2 separate regions of the Mus musculus genome follow, and region 1 is linked to region 2. A link is a loop called in an ENCODE intact Hi-C map of the cell type or tissue named here. Cell type or tissue: left cerebral cortex. All regions are shown on one strand. Region 1 overlaps Fto (fat mass and obesity associated). Region 2 overlaps Fto (fat mass and obesity associated).

The links. Hi-C counts contacts between places; a loop is a spot of excess contacts. Peaks named below come from ENCODE experiments on the same cell type or tissue, not always from the same donor. Only the 100,000 strongest peaks of a DNase experiment are listed, where the experiment ranks them.
Region 1: a loop joins it to region 2, with 2.1 times the contacts of the local background. A loop is called at or near these places in 2 of 42 quality-filtered maps.

Annotation. Positions count from the first base shown.
Region 1 is chr8:91,633,659-91,641,658 of GRCm38, forward strand. The region is part of intron 8 of Fto (fat mass and obesity associated); the gene reads left to right. Among named protein-coding and RNA genes, the nearest start is that of Gm36325, 77 kb to the right of the region's middle. In left cerebral cortex, no CTCF peak of the experiment used is centred here; a DNase peak (open chromatin) is centred at 4,193; H3K4me3 peaks cover 477 bases.
Region 2 is chr8:91,527,724-91,535,723 of GRCm38, forward strand. All of the region lies in intron 8 of Fto (fat mass and obesity associated), which reads left to right. Among named protein-coding and RNA genes, the nearest start is that of 4831440D22Rik, 64 kb to the left of the region's middle. In left cerebral cortex, a CTCF peak has its summit at 4,429 (motif pointing right); DNase peaks (open chromatin) are centred at 1,447, 4,458 and 5,336; H3K27ac peaks cover 185 bases.

The DNA of each region.
Region 1 (8,000 bases), 110 kb after region 2:
TGAAACACGACGATGCGAGCAAATGAAATCATGGTACCTTTCATTGTAGCTTAATTGGACTCAAAGTCAGTGAGGAAGGCTGCTGAAAGCCGCACTGAGGGAGACAGACAGGAGTCAGAGGCACATTCAGTCCGCATCTTACCGCCCAGGCTCCTCACTCGCTCTCAAGGCTGACTCCTGCTCAAGAGAGAGAGAAGAGCAGCAAACAAAAGCAGAGCGTGGGTGCGAAAGGCAGGCCTAACACTGGCCTTGTGACTGGCATGCTGTCACCCGACTTATGCATTTGAAGTAGCTCAACCTCGTGGCAGCCAGTTCAAGCCAATTTATTTGAAAGAAGCAAAAAGAAGTGAAACAAACTTGGGCCCTCTCTTCTGCCTGTTAGGGTGTCAAGCTATCCACGTCAAGGAGTGCTGTTAGCAGAAGGCTGGCCATGGGCTGTGCATACACACTAACAAGGAAGGGTAAGCTGAGCATGGCCTCCTGTTGAGTGGAGCTAAATGGCAGCCCCAGTCGAGGAGCCCAAAAGAAGCAGAAAATCACCAAAGCTGTCAGGAGCAAGGCAGGGAATTGATGGGAGCATCAAGGAAGAGGCGGGTTTGGAGGGCACGATCCGGAGAAGCGGCTCATCCCGGGGCGCGCTCGGCTGAAGTCGGATCCCTTCCTTGGGAGGAGAAGAGCGCCATGGCTTTCCTGTTTGACGCCCATGTCTTGGATTTCTCCAGGTTGAAGCTACCCCCTTCCTCTCAGTCTCATCCCATCTAGCCATTCTGCCTGGCCGCTTGACACACTTTTGCTGTCATTATGGCTGTAGGTTTAGCCACGTACAGCTAGGAGAATGGACAAATCGGGGGGATTGCATGTAACAGAGCATCACAGACATTGATTTTTGAAGGTTCATTAGATAAATGCTGACATCACAGATTGATGTCTCTTTAAACCAGTACCTTGTGCAGGCCCATCGGGGGAATCAGAAATATTGATGTAACATGTTTGAGCAGAAGGCCCACTGGAGAATTCCCAGCCTAAGTGGGATCCATCAATTTAGGCTTTCTTTAATTATTCTAATTCTGTGCATCTCATTGGAAGGAGGCTTGGCATGCAGAAGTGCAGAAGCAATTTGTATAGGGGACGCTGCCCCAGCTTTAGGAGCAAAGGAAAGCCAAGTAGGGTAGCCATGCCTATTTTTCATTGTTTGGAGCTGCTGTTTAGTAATTAAAATTTTGATCATAGACTAATTGTCCCATACAGTGTGGCTATTGCAATTGACAAGGGACTGATTAATGGGCCAACCCTGGGGCCAGGAGGCTGCTGGGTTGCTCTCTTGTGGAAGGCATGCCGGCAAAATAAAGTTGATGGTTTGTTTGTGTTTAACCCTTCACCTTGGCACTATCAATAGATTGAAGACATCATTTGTATCTGCAAGTGTTTCTTTAATTAAGACCTTCTAAAAATCTTTCCTATTGATTCATTCCATTATCCTATTGATTAGCTGCAGTGGATCATGTACTTGGTCTTCAGTGGAAGGCAACACACTCTGCTGGCCGCTATGACTGCCGATGCAAAGGGCAGGCTTCCTAGGCAGATTCCCAAGGCTAGCGGAGGTGGCTCTCATTCCGTGGTGGCTCAGCAAGCTCCACCAAGAAAGCCCGTTGGCGAGGCGACCGTGCTGAAACCTCCTTTCACTCAGGTGGCTGCTGGGACCAACAGCAGCCTTTAGTGTGAGGGAAGAGGAAGATATCGGCTCTGCGCTGCAACTTGAAACTCTTGAACTCTGAAATAAAAGCACACTCAGAAACCTGCTACGAGACATGGGCTACACTGGCTGCTGAGTGCGCTTTGTCCTGGCTGTAGCTGCCTCCTCCCTCCTCCTGCCTACCAGCCTTCCCCATGGCCTGGGGAGGGGCCTGAAGAGCTTCCCATTTCAGAACTGCCGCCCCTCCCTCCTGAGGCATGTAGAAGCACTGCCCATTTTGTTTACCTCCTGCCACTGGACATGGACCCCAAGTATTAAAGATAAAGAGATGGTCCAGCAATTAAGAGCACTGGCTGAGCTGGGTGTGGTAGTACACGCCTTTAATCCCAGCCCTTGGAAGGCAGAGGCAGGCAGATCTCTGGGTTCAAGGCCAGCCTTGTCTATAGAGAGAGTTCCAGGACAGCCAGGGCTACACAAAGAAAACCTATCTCAAACAAAACAACAAAACAAAACAAAGCACTGGCTATTCTTCCCATGGACAATGTGAAACTGCAGTTCTAAGTTCCAGAGGATCAGATGACCTTTTCTGTCTCTGTGGCTTCTAGACACACAGGGGTCCATAGAGATACATGCAGGCAAAGCACCCATGCACATAAATAGAAATAAAAACTTTTACATTAAAAATTTTAAACCTTTTTAAGACTCCTTAAAATTGATGCTTTTAAAATTCTTCAATATTGGGGCAGGCTTGATCACTCAATGGGTAGAAGGACTTGCCTCCAAGCCTGATGTCCCAATGGACAACCCAAGGTCATTCCCCAGAATTCACATGGTGGAAGGACAGCGCTGACTCTCACACGTTGTCCACTGATCTCTGTGTGCACACACGTGCTCACACATACACACAAATAAACACAAATAAATGCAAAGTTCCAACTTGGAGGGAGAAAAAGCAAGAAAGACACAAAGAACATTCACGGTCGGAGGAAGAGCTTTTTAAAGGGAGTAGAATGCATAAAAGCAGCCATGGTCATGGACAGAACCCACAAGGCCCAGGTCAGTGCTGAAGCAGAAGCCTAGTCGTCAGCTCACCTGAGCTCTGTTTTAACTTCTCGATCCTCCTGGCTCACCTCCACGTCCTTACAAGTAGAGCACAGAGGTGGCTTTCACAAGGGCCCATGCAGCATTCTTACAGAGTCCAGCAGAAGAGGGGGCTGGTGAGGCTGGGGTGATATGTAGTTAGCGGATTAGCAAGACACCCCAAGTCTCTGTGTGCTCTGCTCTGAGAGTCTGTGGCAAATAGTTCATGTCCGTCTCAGAATGAACAGTCCTGAGGCCTACGTCTACCAAGCCAGGTCACATTTGGGAGCTGTGTGGTCCCAGCATGGGTGCCAGTAGCTGCTTTAAAGGGGCATCCTAGGTCTCTCCCTCCTGTGCTCTGGGGCAGAGAAAGGGAGGTAGAGATCCTAGGGGGATCTCTCTTTTTAACAGGAGCAAGTAACACATTCCCATTTGTGGAATTTCAAAATCAAAATTGACTGCAAAGTAATCAGGTCTGCTTCATGCTTCTCCTATTGGCTGTCCTGTGTCCCACAGAGGCTTCACCTAATATACCAGACAGTTTCCTCAGGCCTCTGTGCTCGCTCCCCCTAACTCCCATCCCACCCTTAGAAGTGTTTTGAAACACCCTTCCCAGGTTTCTGTGAGATCCAGCATATCGGAACGTCCCCTAGACTCTCCTCCCACCCAGACGCTCCCTCTGCCCTAACTGTGTCCGTTAGAAGTCAGATAAATGATTCACAGAAAATGGTGGGAACCGTTTTCAGTGCTCAGGATTTCTAAATTTGCTTTTCTAATTAACTGTCTTAGACTGAGATGTAATCTGTGCTAATTGAAAACAGTTCCTGAAAAAAAACTCAGGAAAGTATGACACATAAGCCCCTGGCAGCCCTGCCACCCTGAGGCATCAATGTGTATATGTTAGTATAATGAAAAGTTAGGACCGTAGTCTCTGACTTGCCTCCTGTCGCTCCCCTCTTACTAGGCGCACATGAGCAGTGTCCGAGTTTGGTTTTGCAGGGCTCTGTGTTGAACCCAGGGCTTCATACACTCAAGGCAGGTACTGTGTCCCTTAGCTGGGTTCGCAGCCCCGGCAGTTGGTGGTGGTTTATAATATTGGGAACATGATTTGCTCATGGGAACTAGATTGCCCTTGCATAGGGGTGCTGTTAATCTAATTCTCTTTCCCTCTGATGTTGGCCACCCAGCTACCCCATCGGCTAAGTGCTGGGCTGAACATCCTGGTCCGAAAGCTCCGCCCAGTTCTTTGGAACCTTCAGATGATTTTCTAGAAATTACATGACTGAGTCAACACATGCCATTTTTTAAGCTTTTGGTACTTAACACGAAAAATGCACTTCCAAGGGGTGGAATGGGTCACATAAATCCCCCAGCAGCCGAAGAGCGTGCGTGCCTTCCTGCACCTCCCCAGTACTGAGAGCACAGGTTGCTGTGCGCATGTGCACACAGGCTGTGGCAGCGGCGTCTGTCAGCGATTCTATCTGTATTCTCTTGGTTGCCAATGAGGCAGAGGCATTTTCTGTTATTCCGTTGCCACTTGTGTTTCTTCCTTTATGAAATGTCCACATTTGCCTGTTTTGAAATACTAGGCCTTTTCTAGCTGACTGAGAATAGTTCCTTTTTAATTAAGGATTGCAGCTCTCTGCTATCACTAATCAGAATAGAATGTTACAGATACTCAGATTGGATTTCCCGTGTAGACATTAGTAATATTCAGAATGTTTGTTGATACTAGCGATATTAGTAATGTATTTTAACTTTGGAAAAATGGCTCTTTTGCCTCTGACTAAAAAAGATACATGAAAGAATCTGACAGTGTCAATCCAGCGAGGCCGAGCATCCCCGGGCCACCACCCGCATTTTATTACAGTTGTCAGGGAAAAAAAACCAACAATTTTATTGTTTTGATTATTGAGATCCAGCCACAGATCAACTGAGCAATTAAAATCTCTAAATAACACTCTCTGCGTTGTCAAACAAAGGGCTGGCTCCCGAAGGAACGGGTTTTTCTAAAGAGGAGCAGTTTCTCTAATGCCCGTGCCAGTAAATGGCTGCACTAATTGGAATATACAGAAATATTTCCCCAGTTTAACATCGCGTGACATCCTAATAAGACTGTGATGACAAGCTTTTCTTTCTTGTGAAAGGTGATGCTACCGGGTGCCTCCACCATACACGGGCTGGTGTCTTCTTATGACAAGTTATAAATGGAAAATTTTAGAAGAAAATAATCTGCTCTAAGTCTTTTATGGGTATGAAATCAGTTTTTTGAAAGCTGGACAAGAGAATCTTGACTTCTGTTTTTATTGGCAGTTCCTGGGATAATATGTATTTCAGGAGTCATGGATTTGAATAGAAAGAGATCACAATTAAACGCATATTGAAGTACCCAGCCCAAATCCCATTAATTTACACTGGGATGTAAGGCCAGATTCCACCGAGTCTCCTAGCTCAGGTGGCCAGCTAAGAGCAAGCTTGGGACAGTTAATGACAGTCTTCCAAGACAAGCAGGACTTAACATCAATATCCTTCTCCCTGGTAATCTATAGACCCCGGAGGTGGCACGCTCTGCGGGGTTTTGATGATTTCATGATGGCTTGTGTATATTTACAGTGTGTTTAAAATACTCTTTTTAATTATCATTTGAGTGACAAAGCTTAATCTTTCGGATCGTTATCTGCACCTCCTGGTGATGTATGTTTGTTAGGAAGCTCCAAAGAGGAAATTTAGCAAAGCCGGGGCTTTATGCCAGTAATAAGAACGGGGAGTCAATAGATGATTAACCTGCCTTTCTCCTCTTCCCAAGAATAAAGGAGTCACTTCAGAAAATCTTTCCAGGTGGCCCAGATTTCTCAGAGCAGCGCCCTTGAAACATGTGAGGGCTAGGTAAAAAAGAAAAAAAAAAAAAAAAGGAGCAGTAATTGAACTCCACAAAGCAAGTGCATTTGGAAGAGAATAGCCAAAAAGGCTTTGAATGTTCTTCTAGCATGTTGATGACATATAGTGCTGTCCCCACCCCACCCCCAAACCCAACCCCTGCCAAAGCAAGCCCGGTGGCTTGACCTTTGCATTTTATATGCACATATGATTTTTTTTACATACACACTTGTGCCTGTGTGCATATGTACTTGTTAAAAAGACATTTGCCTGTGCATCTATGACTGTATGCATACATACTTGCTACATGCATGTGTTGGTATGCATGCACATTGCATAGGTGTGTATTTGATATGTGTGCATTACCACATGGGCACTATACTTGTTAGGTTTTAGGAACTAAATAAACAGGCAACACCTTTAAATACTCCTGTTGTCATATTTGGAAGGGAGCAAAGGCCAGGATTATCACTCCTTACTGCAGAGAGCAAAGCACCTGGGTTAGTAAATGCAGAGAATTGAGAATTAACTATTGAAGCTCTAGCTTGATTTTTTTTTTCCTGAATGAGGCATAACTACCAGTCCCTGTTGAGAGCACTATTGTTTCTTAGAGTAGCTGTTGAGGTGTAAGCAGAAGAGAGCAACTTTGGTTAACCAGCCTGTATGATTACAACCCACCACCTTAAATGAATGATCCTTACCTCAGAACAGAACCCCAAGGTCTGGGTACTGTCAAAGAAGCCTTAGAAACCCTGAGCAGACTCGCACATTCAGTGGGATCTGAAAGCTAATGCTGCGTCTAAGGAAGAGAAGCATTCCTTAGCAGACTATCCTGGAGAACTCTGCAGTAGCCTGCGACTTTATTGACAGCTCAAAACTAAAGACCATAAATTCTATTATTGGGCAATATCCTGTCCTAAGAAAGGGCATTCTGAGCGCTAAAGGGCCTGAGCAGATGCCTTGTGGGATCAGAGGAGGCATTAGACCCTGCTCAGCCCAGCACCGTCACCATCCCAGTTGGCAGCTGATCCTGTGAATACACATGTATTCACACCTAAGGATAAGTACTCTGCCTAGCTACCTCCTCACCAAGCAACGTCTCCTGTGATACAGCTCATAGAAATGCTGCTTAGAGGTTTAGGCAGTAGCAGTACAATGTGGAATTTGTGCCAGGAGTTGAACCAGCCTGGAAAGTGAGCTCTTGAGCCCCTCATCCAGGCAGGCAAGTCTTCATGTTTGAAAATAGACGGCATCCCAAGAGGAGAGGATGGTGAGGAAAGCAAGCAGCAAGGGAACAGTTGGGGAGCAGTTTGGCGTAAGAACCTAGCGAGCAAGAGGCCAGCGAGGTCTATTGGCCAGAAGGGCAGGCAGGCAGGCCAGCTAAGAATCCAGACTAGCAGAGTCAGGACAAAAAGATCCAGGACTCGGCAGAGTTCTAGGTCGGAGGGTGTCAGAAAGCCAGACTAGAGTGACTCAACTAGAGAAAGCAGAGACCTCTTTAAGGAAGCCCCGTAAGAGGTCAGACCATGCATGTGGGACTCACTCCTCCCCACACCTCTTGCCCTTCCTGCTGGTAGTGGGGCACACTTGCTGCTTGTGGAAGTTGTTGAAGCTTAATGAAAGGGAGTCTGCTTTCTCCCTAAAGATACTCCTGCAGCTCTCACACACACATCGGCTTCAAAACTAACACATTTTAGGAATGGTTGTCTTTAATGAAGACTGTTCTTAGAGGATTCTCAGTCACACAGTCAGCTGGTTACACATGCATACACATGTGCACGTGCACACATATACACACACATACACACACACAAATTAATTTCAAGAGTGAATTCGGTGCTATTTGGAGTTGTTTGAGCTCACTTTACGTATTGTTTGTCTCTGACCACTTCAGCTCTGCGTGTTCCTCAGTCAGAACATTGAAACAAGCAGTGAAGACAGAGGGAGACATGACTCCACGCAACTCCCGGAGGCGGGCTTTCAGTGTCTAACGCAGAGAAGCCCTTTCACACTCCTGGGGCTGATAGTCTCACTTGATAGATAAAAATTCTAGTTCTCTTTATAAAACATTTGGTTGGGTCTTAGTCATGTATCAGTTGAAATTGGTTTATTTACTATAAATCAATTCTTATGAATCTAAAGCATGAACCCATTGGTTTACTGCTGATTATTCACTATTGAAGATTATTCTGTTATAAAGAAAAGCTGGATATCAAGTCCTCTCCTCGGTCGTGAGAGCTGCTGGGTACTGGGTGGGGCCTTGGAAGTGGGGTGATACCCGGGCATATGAGATAACTCATCTCATAGGCTCTCGGGAGCCTACTAAGATAGGTAATGAGAGTAAGGTGCT
Region 2 (8,000 bases):
GATATTTGTTTCTCTACCACAGGTTAAGCAGAGTATCTGTCAGCTTGCTTGACACTTGGAATACCTGCAGCCAGGATCGTTGTAGCATTTGATAGTCTCTTCCATTGCAGTAATGTCCCATTCCAGCAAGGGGCCTAGGCAGTGTTCGTGATACGTGCCTGGCATCTGCCAGGGCACCTGGCACTCCAACGGGCTGAACGATGTCACTTCCCCAGCCCATTCCTGTGTTTCTAAGTCCTTTGTTTTTCTTGCGGTGTCTCTCTTGCTGTTGCTTGTCATTAACCTTGCTGAATTGGAACCTTGAAGGTAGAAGGGAGGCCTAATATTGGAAATGAATGTGAGTTACTTCTCTGACCTTGTCAAGGGTGGCACACTTGCAGCTGGAAAGGAGGTGAGATCTTAAACACAGAGCTTTGGACACAGGCTAGTTGGAGGAGAAGACACGGAGGACTCTGCTAAGATCAGGACAAAAAGCCATGCTCTCGTCCTTGAGCATTCCTAACTCCCTGCCTTGGGTGGAAGAGAAGTGGACCTTGGTGAGAAGATGGTGCATCAGGGAGGTTGGATCAGGCTCAAAGGCCTCTCAGAGGTTGTGTCTCTGAATGAGGTTTGAATGCAGTCCATTAGGGCCAGACTGAGATTCACGTGGCTTCGGGTCTGTTTCAGCAGCTCTGGGCAGCTACCTTGCCCTAGTTTCGTGCTGGAACCCTGAGCCTCGGTGACATCCCATTTGGATCACAACTCATTTCCATTTTTGCTAACAGTACGTGTAGTCACTAGCCCTGGGGTGCCCTGAGCTGCCGAGACAGTCACCTGCTAAGATAAACTGTGACCGTGTTATCTGACCATGTCTGATGATGTCCTTCATGCTCCAGAGAGTGGCTGATTCTTCGGACAGTTGGGCACTAGGAGTTTTAGCATGAGTTGTAAGTCACTATCCTTTGCCAGAGATGACTCTGTGTGTCCTGTCAGGATGGGACGAGAATACACCAGAGAGGCTTGAGAAGCTGGGAGGCACTGGCCTACGTTCACCATTGGTTGGTGATGGTGGTGGTGATGGTGCTGTGGTGGTGGTGGTGGTGGTCTCATTCTTGGTTTTGTTTTTTCTTTAGTATATCTGTACTTCTCTTTAGGAATTGCTGCCTCTGCTATCTGCCACCCTTAGGAAAGGAGCGACGTCCTTTGTGTCTCTGAACCAGATTACTCCATAAAACCTGATAACTCCATAAAACCTCCTCATAAATGTGTAGGGATTAGAGCGTTATATAAAAATAGAGCAAGGACTGACTGAATAAAGAACTATGTTAACTTCTGTCCAGGATGCAGCAGCTGATCTTCAGGTGGGCAGTGGTGTTTTTATTCCTGCCATTGTTACTATCATTTGAACAGCTTTATGGGGACAGAAGCCAGTTGGCTTCTGCACATCTTACTTATAAAATCAACACGTGGGCCAGTGAGTTGGAGCTCTGCCAGGCTACTGATTGTAATGAGCTGTTGGCTGGTCTTCTAGACAATACTTCTTAACTTTTTTGAGAAAATAGTTATTCACTCATTTACTTATTCAGCAAATATTTCCTGGGGGGGGCTGCTGTTTTCCAAGCCCTGCTCCAGGCTTTGGAAACACATCAGGGACCATAACTGAAGAGCAGCCTCCTTACAGAGGTTCTCTTCTCATGGGGGGCAGAGGAGGGTGGCAGGTACTGTTTCCCCCAGGCAACTGCATAGTGTGCCTGTAAAATGCACAGAGCCAGGTAAACAAAGCTCAACACATCTGAACCAATGCCATTCCATTCAGGTTAAAGATAGCAAATTGTCCTGCCTGAGCTTCCCCATACATGGTCACTTGTGATAGATGACTCTTGCCTTTGTCATTGTAAAGCCCCTCCAGAGAACACCAGGTGTCCCCAGGAACACTAGCCTAGGGATTCCACACTCATTGTCCCTTAGCTACTCCCTGGCTCCAACTCAATTTACCAGACATTTGCTGCTTTTAAAACCTGCACTTTAAGAAAGGTGTTGTACTGGGAAATCCGCCTTAAGAGAGCACTTGTAAATCCACACCTGTGTCATAGGTGTTGGGGATTATGGGTGACAGTGTGCTGTCCTTTATCAATGGTTGTTATTGTTGCTGTGACTGGTGTGAGTCACTTGTCAGTTGTGTAAATATTGACTGAGTTCCTAGCTGGTACTATCCTAGACCCTGGGGCAACAGTGATGAGTAACCCTTGATTAGAAATGGGTTATGTAACACAGAACAACCAATACTCAGAAAGAGATTGAGTCACGATTTCATGGAGATCCAGGTCCCAGGGAGAAAAGACGGGGATCCTGCTTAGGTGCTCTCGAGTGACTCACAGTTAAGTCGTCCTCTGAGGATTGCCCTTCCTCTGCCACACTGTGCTGGCTGCTCGTGGGCAAATAAACTGGGTGTCCTTGAGAACAAGTAAGAAGGAAAGAAAATCATGTATGGTGTAGGTCCTTGAATAGAATCTTGCAAGAGATTCCTCATTCTCAATTTTGAATGTGGGGCAAAGTAGGTTTTTTTTCTAGAGCAAATTGTATGATTATGTCATAGTGGTTGTCTGTGTAGACTCTGAGGTTTGACTCTTGGCTCCACTTCCATAACTCTAGGGAAGGTACAACTGAAAATCATAAGTAGACAAGTTACTTAACTCCCTGTGAACCTCACTTCTCCCCCTTTGTAATCTGCCTAGGGATAATGGTGGAACCTGTTTCATAGGGTTGATTTAAGTAATTATAAAACACCTAGGACAAGTACCTGACACACACGGAGTATTCTGTAAAATCATCCTTATCATAGGTCAGGTGGTAGTTTGAATGCGAGCAGCCCTCACAGGCTCATGTGTTTGAATGTCTCCTTCCCAGTTGGTGGATTGTTCAGGAAGGATTAGGGGGTGTGGCTTCTAGGGGGCGTGGCCTTGTTAGAGAAGGTGTGGTAGATCAGGACGTTTCAAAAGCCCATGCCAGGCTCAGTCTCTATGCCTTCTTCTGAAGGATCAAACGTCAGCTCTGAGTTACTGCACCAGCACTGTGTCTGCCTGCCTGTTGCTATGCTTCCCGCCGTGTTGATCATGGAGTCACCCTCTGAAACCATAAACAAGTCTCCAGTTAAATGCTCTCTCTTATTAATTAATTTCCTTGGCCAAGTTGTCTTCTCACAGCAATAGAACAGTGCCCGGACGGACCAAAAGAACAAAGTCAAGAATGCACTCTTTCACACTGCCCTCTCCTTTGGCAGAGTGTCCAAATGTGAAGCCCCACACTGATAATGGAGGCCCGTTAGTGCTGAGTGAGGTGTAGAGAGGAAACAACCTGCGCTAGTCCTTCTCTGGGCTTGGGCTAAGTATTCGCACCTAGAAATGACAGATGTAGGTCTGGGCTCCAGGCTCTCTGAGCAACTGGGTGTAAAAATCTAGGCAGTTCACAGACACTTTGGATCAATTCAACTTTACCTAAAATACAGCGTCTTGAGCCACGTGACCCTCCAGGCAGGTGACATCTTCCAGCCTGGATAAAAGATCCCGGAGAGCGGCAATCATAGACATGGCTTTCTCCCTCCTTTCCCTTAAAACTTGGAGTGGAGCCACCGGTAGTGATAGTGAACTAGAACCAGCTGACAACAACTGGAAGTGCTCAGTGCTCTCTGTGATGAGACTGCAGCTCAGGATACAGAGCACGTCGCCCAGGCTGACTGCTAGTCAGTAGTAGAGATGAAACTTAAGTTAGCATGCCTGGCTCCGCTGCTAGGAGCACAGTGGGACAGTGGCAAAGCTCTGTCAGCTACTCACATGGCTCAGTGTGTTGACTTCGGTCTCACCGTACAGGACGTCCAGTGCTTCCAGGTCTTTCCCGGTGTGGGGATAAGCAATTGTGTGTGTAAATACCTATTTCCTCTGCCACCTGAGCACACCTCGCCGTGTGTGCCGCTCTGAGTGCATCTCTCGGCGAGGCAGTCATCTGCAGCCCGTGCCGTATGAATCTCGCCACCATTAGTCTTCTAACGGGAAGTCTCCACCTTTTATAGCTGTGTTGTTTCTTTTGTATTGATTGCAATCTTTTTAGGAGGCAGGAGAGTGGGGAGGAAGATGAGAGAACATCAAAGTTGAGCCTCCAAGACTCTGTACAGCCTCCAGGTCAAGTAATTTTGGGGCCGTGTTAATCAAGGCCGAGTGGAGCAGGCGCCCTGAGGTGAAAGGGTAGCGATTTATCTGCTCTATCACAGGTTCCTCGTCAGCGGAACAGTATGTTTATATCTGGGAAACAATTTACTACACGTGAAGAATAGTCATTTTATTCTATCTCAGGGGTGTCCCCAGTGTATTTTACAAATTTACTCTGTAATGAATATTCCAGGTTATAGATAAAGTTGAGCTGGCTTCTGGTTCAGAAGGTGCCAGGTTGGCGGAGTGCAGCACAGACGGCCTGCAGGGGGCACTGTTGCGTCATTTATCAGAACTCTCCAGTATCTTGTCCTAGGACAAAAACAAACCAAACCAGAGAAGGAAAATAGGCCAGTCACCTTAAAATTGCTCATTAAAATTATTTGACTGGTCCCAGTGTTAGGCATGAGTGTCGATCGGGCAGTTCAGGATTCAGGCACAGACAGAAACAGCTTGCCATGTCAGGAAAAACCGCAGTGATTGGCATGACTTCTGATTAGCCTCCTCTGTTGTCACCCCTGGACTTTGTAATTTAATAAACATCCACGTTTCACTGATCACCTTTGTTGGCTCCTGAGATGTCCACACTGTAGAAAAGACTTCCTTCTGTGGTGTTCTGAGTGTCTAGCTTGAGTCCTGGAAGAACCTTTTTAGAAATCTTGATTCTCTATTTTTTGTGTATCCTTCACTGCCAAAGATGATTGCTTGTTTGTTTGTTTGTTTGTTTGTTTAATGAAGTCATTTTTTTCATGGAAGGCTCCCCTGTGGGACCTGGCCTGAGCTGTCAGTATACCACCCAGCTCCTTGACAGTTCCAGGATTGCTGCCCATCCCCTTCCGCTCTGTGGCTCCACCCACTTGCCCCAGGGTTGAGCTTCAAACCCCCTACCTCCCTGCTCAGCTCTGGCTTCTTCTGTCCCTGGCCATGAGGCCTGCTAGGTGACTGTGATGAAGCCTCAGAAAAGCCCGGGTTGTGCTGAGTGTGTGTCTGTGTGCGTGTGCGCATGTGCACTTGTGTGCGTGCGTGTGTGCATGTGCTCTCACACTCGTGCTCAGCAGCAGCAGCAGCAGCAGCAGCAGCAGTCACACTGCCAGCCTCCTCTGCGCCCTGCTTCACCATCAATTACGCCATGTGTTTCGTCCAGTTGGCGTTCCCCTCCCAGTGTTAATTATAACCTACAAGACTGTTAGAGTTAATTTTATGGCAAGCATATTGTCTCTTCAAGGCTTCAGAGCAGCTCATAAATTATCTTGAAGGTAAAATGTAACTTGGGGAACCAGTTATGAAAATTCCATCCATCTCGCTTAGAACTGCAGCTGCTACTGTCAGCTGCCTCGCTGCTGCATTGTGAAGGAATTACGGTGGGTCAAGTTTAAGAGGGTAGGCCCGGGCTGTCGTGGAGGAGAAAGGCTGTCCTGGCCCTGTCAGACAAGTGCCTTCTGCCAATCCCCGGTGGTTTCACTTTGGAGGCAGGCAGAGGCAGGTAGCGCAGGTGGACAGTCCCCAAGCTGTCTGTATTCATTATTTTACAGAAACTTGCAGGTAGGCAGGACCAGAGACCTTTCCTCCTCTCTGTTGTCATGATGTTAGGCATCCCCGCAGAGTGTGAGGGAAATAACTTTCTACCTCACCTGGGCTTGCTCCAATCCCCGGGGCCAGCCCCTCCACCAACCCCTCCCTGGCCTCCCACACAGTGATTTCTATCTCACAGAAGCCCCAGGCTTGAGTGAGCATTTTATTTGTGGTTGTTATTTTTCATATAATCTGATAAAAGTGAGATTTCACTGTGAACGTACTCTAAAATTGCCTCCTAAGTAAATTAGCATGTTATCTTGTTGGGATAATAGGCCCACCCCTCTTCTGTTTCCTCACACCGAGTTGAAGCTTTACATTTCAGCCCTCGGGGCTTTAGCATTATTATTTTTAATGACTGAACACAAGTCTTTCATTTAGCTTGTTTGTATAGTCACTGTAAATGATCTTTCTGCTGCTGGCTCTCCATTTGCCATTCTGCATGTTATGCCAGCTTTAAAAGCTTTGAGGGGGCCTCTGAGAGTTGGGAGCTGTGTTAAGCACAGCGTCTTCTAACAGCACTGGAAACGGGCTGTGGCAGAATAGGCAGGGTGTGAGGAAGGTGTGCCTGTGCGTAGAAAGCCAAGTGTGGATTTGAGTGGTGTGCACGGCACATACACTGTTGTAGATGGCAGGTGAGAGCCCTCGGCAGTGTAAAGGAACAGCCGCTCGCCAGGCTGCTGCTGTCTTGTCCCTGCGTGTTTGTGGGCATTTTGACTTGCATCCATGCATCTCCTAGCTTCTGTAGCCGTGGCACCTAAGACTGCAGTGCCTAGGTTCCAGAAGTAAGCTAAGAAGACCTGGCAGGACACTCTCAGAGGTGAAATGCTGTCCAGCAAGGCCCTAGGCTTTATGGAGGAGGCGCTCGCTTGAGCTCTTGCTAACCAGGTGTGAGAGTTGGATATTTGCTAATTCACTAGCAAAGCCAATCGTTCTGTCTGTGGGGCCTGCCAATGACAGAGCTGGAGAAAGCCATGGGGACTGGGAGGGGGTGGTGGAGGGGGAAACATCACACTATATTTGAAGGGGGTCCTGTTTAGCCCTGCAAGGAAGACAGGATTCGCACTCCCAGGACTTCCCCCCAGTTTCAAGAGAAAACACACAGACACACACACACACACACACACACAGACACACAGACAAAACACATATTCTGTTGGATTGAGAACCTGCACAGAGAAGAATGTCACAAGTCCACGGAGACAGTACCCACATGGTGCCATAATCCCTTTAGTCCCTGCCATCTTGTGAGAGTGGAGGAAGCTGTAATCCAAAGCACTGAGATGTCCTCTCTCCGTATCAGAAACCTCCTCGCCCCATCCAGCATCACATAGGTGTGTGATTAGCATAAATAATACTTACAAATACCTGACCTGGTTGTGGCCAGCATGATATTTTAGCGTAATTACTCCAGACTGCTGGGCTCAGAGAGGTGTGGTTTGGGAAATGTTAGACGTGTGTGTTTGCTTATCTGGACAAGAGGAAAAAAAAACAAAACGGTTGCTTTTCTCTACTAAAGATAACATAGTAAGCCCAAACCCTGGCTACCACTAAAGTCAGTTTTTACACATGCATGGTTAAGTTTCACCATAAATATTTCATAAAGGCAATTAGAATGGAGCCAGGTTGGCATCACAACCCCAGCTGTACCAAAGGAACCATTTCATTAAAGTAAGCCAATATTGCAAAAAAAAAAAAAATCACACGATTCTATGGCAAAATGACCATAAGGTCAGAAATCCTGTGGAAGAAATGTCTGTAATCAGTGTTTATAATCTCTGCATATATGTCTAGTGAGTGCAGTGTGTGCAAAGAGAAAAAAGAAAGGAGGAGGAGGAGGAGGAGAATGTTGAGTGAGACTAACTTATAAACTAGTCATTATAACCAAATCTGTTCTTACCCAGCGTCTTGGCAGCTTTTTGGATAAATAATGTCTTTTCCAAAATTGGTGTGATTGCAAAAAGGAAGAGGAAAGTGAAGTAGCAAACTGTGTCTCTCTGGGTGGCTGCGAGCTGGCAGCATCCTAGGAACAGAACGCAGACATGGATAGTTCATCGGCTCTTTGGGTAAATGATAGCGCTGTGTACTTACTGCTGCATTGGAGTGCAGCAGAGATCACATGATAGTCTAACTGTCCTTCCTTCCAACCTCCATCCTTCTGTTCTTCCTCTCTTCTTTTCTGACTTCTTTCGAGTAAAAGTTCATTTAAGCATTGTTTTAAAGTGTCACACAATATATGTATGATGT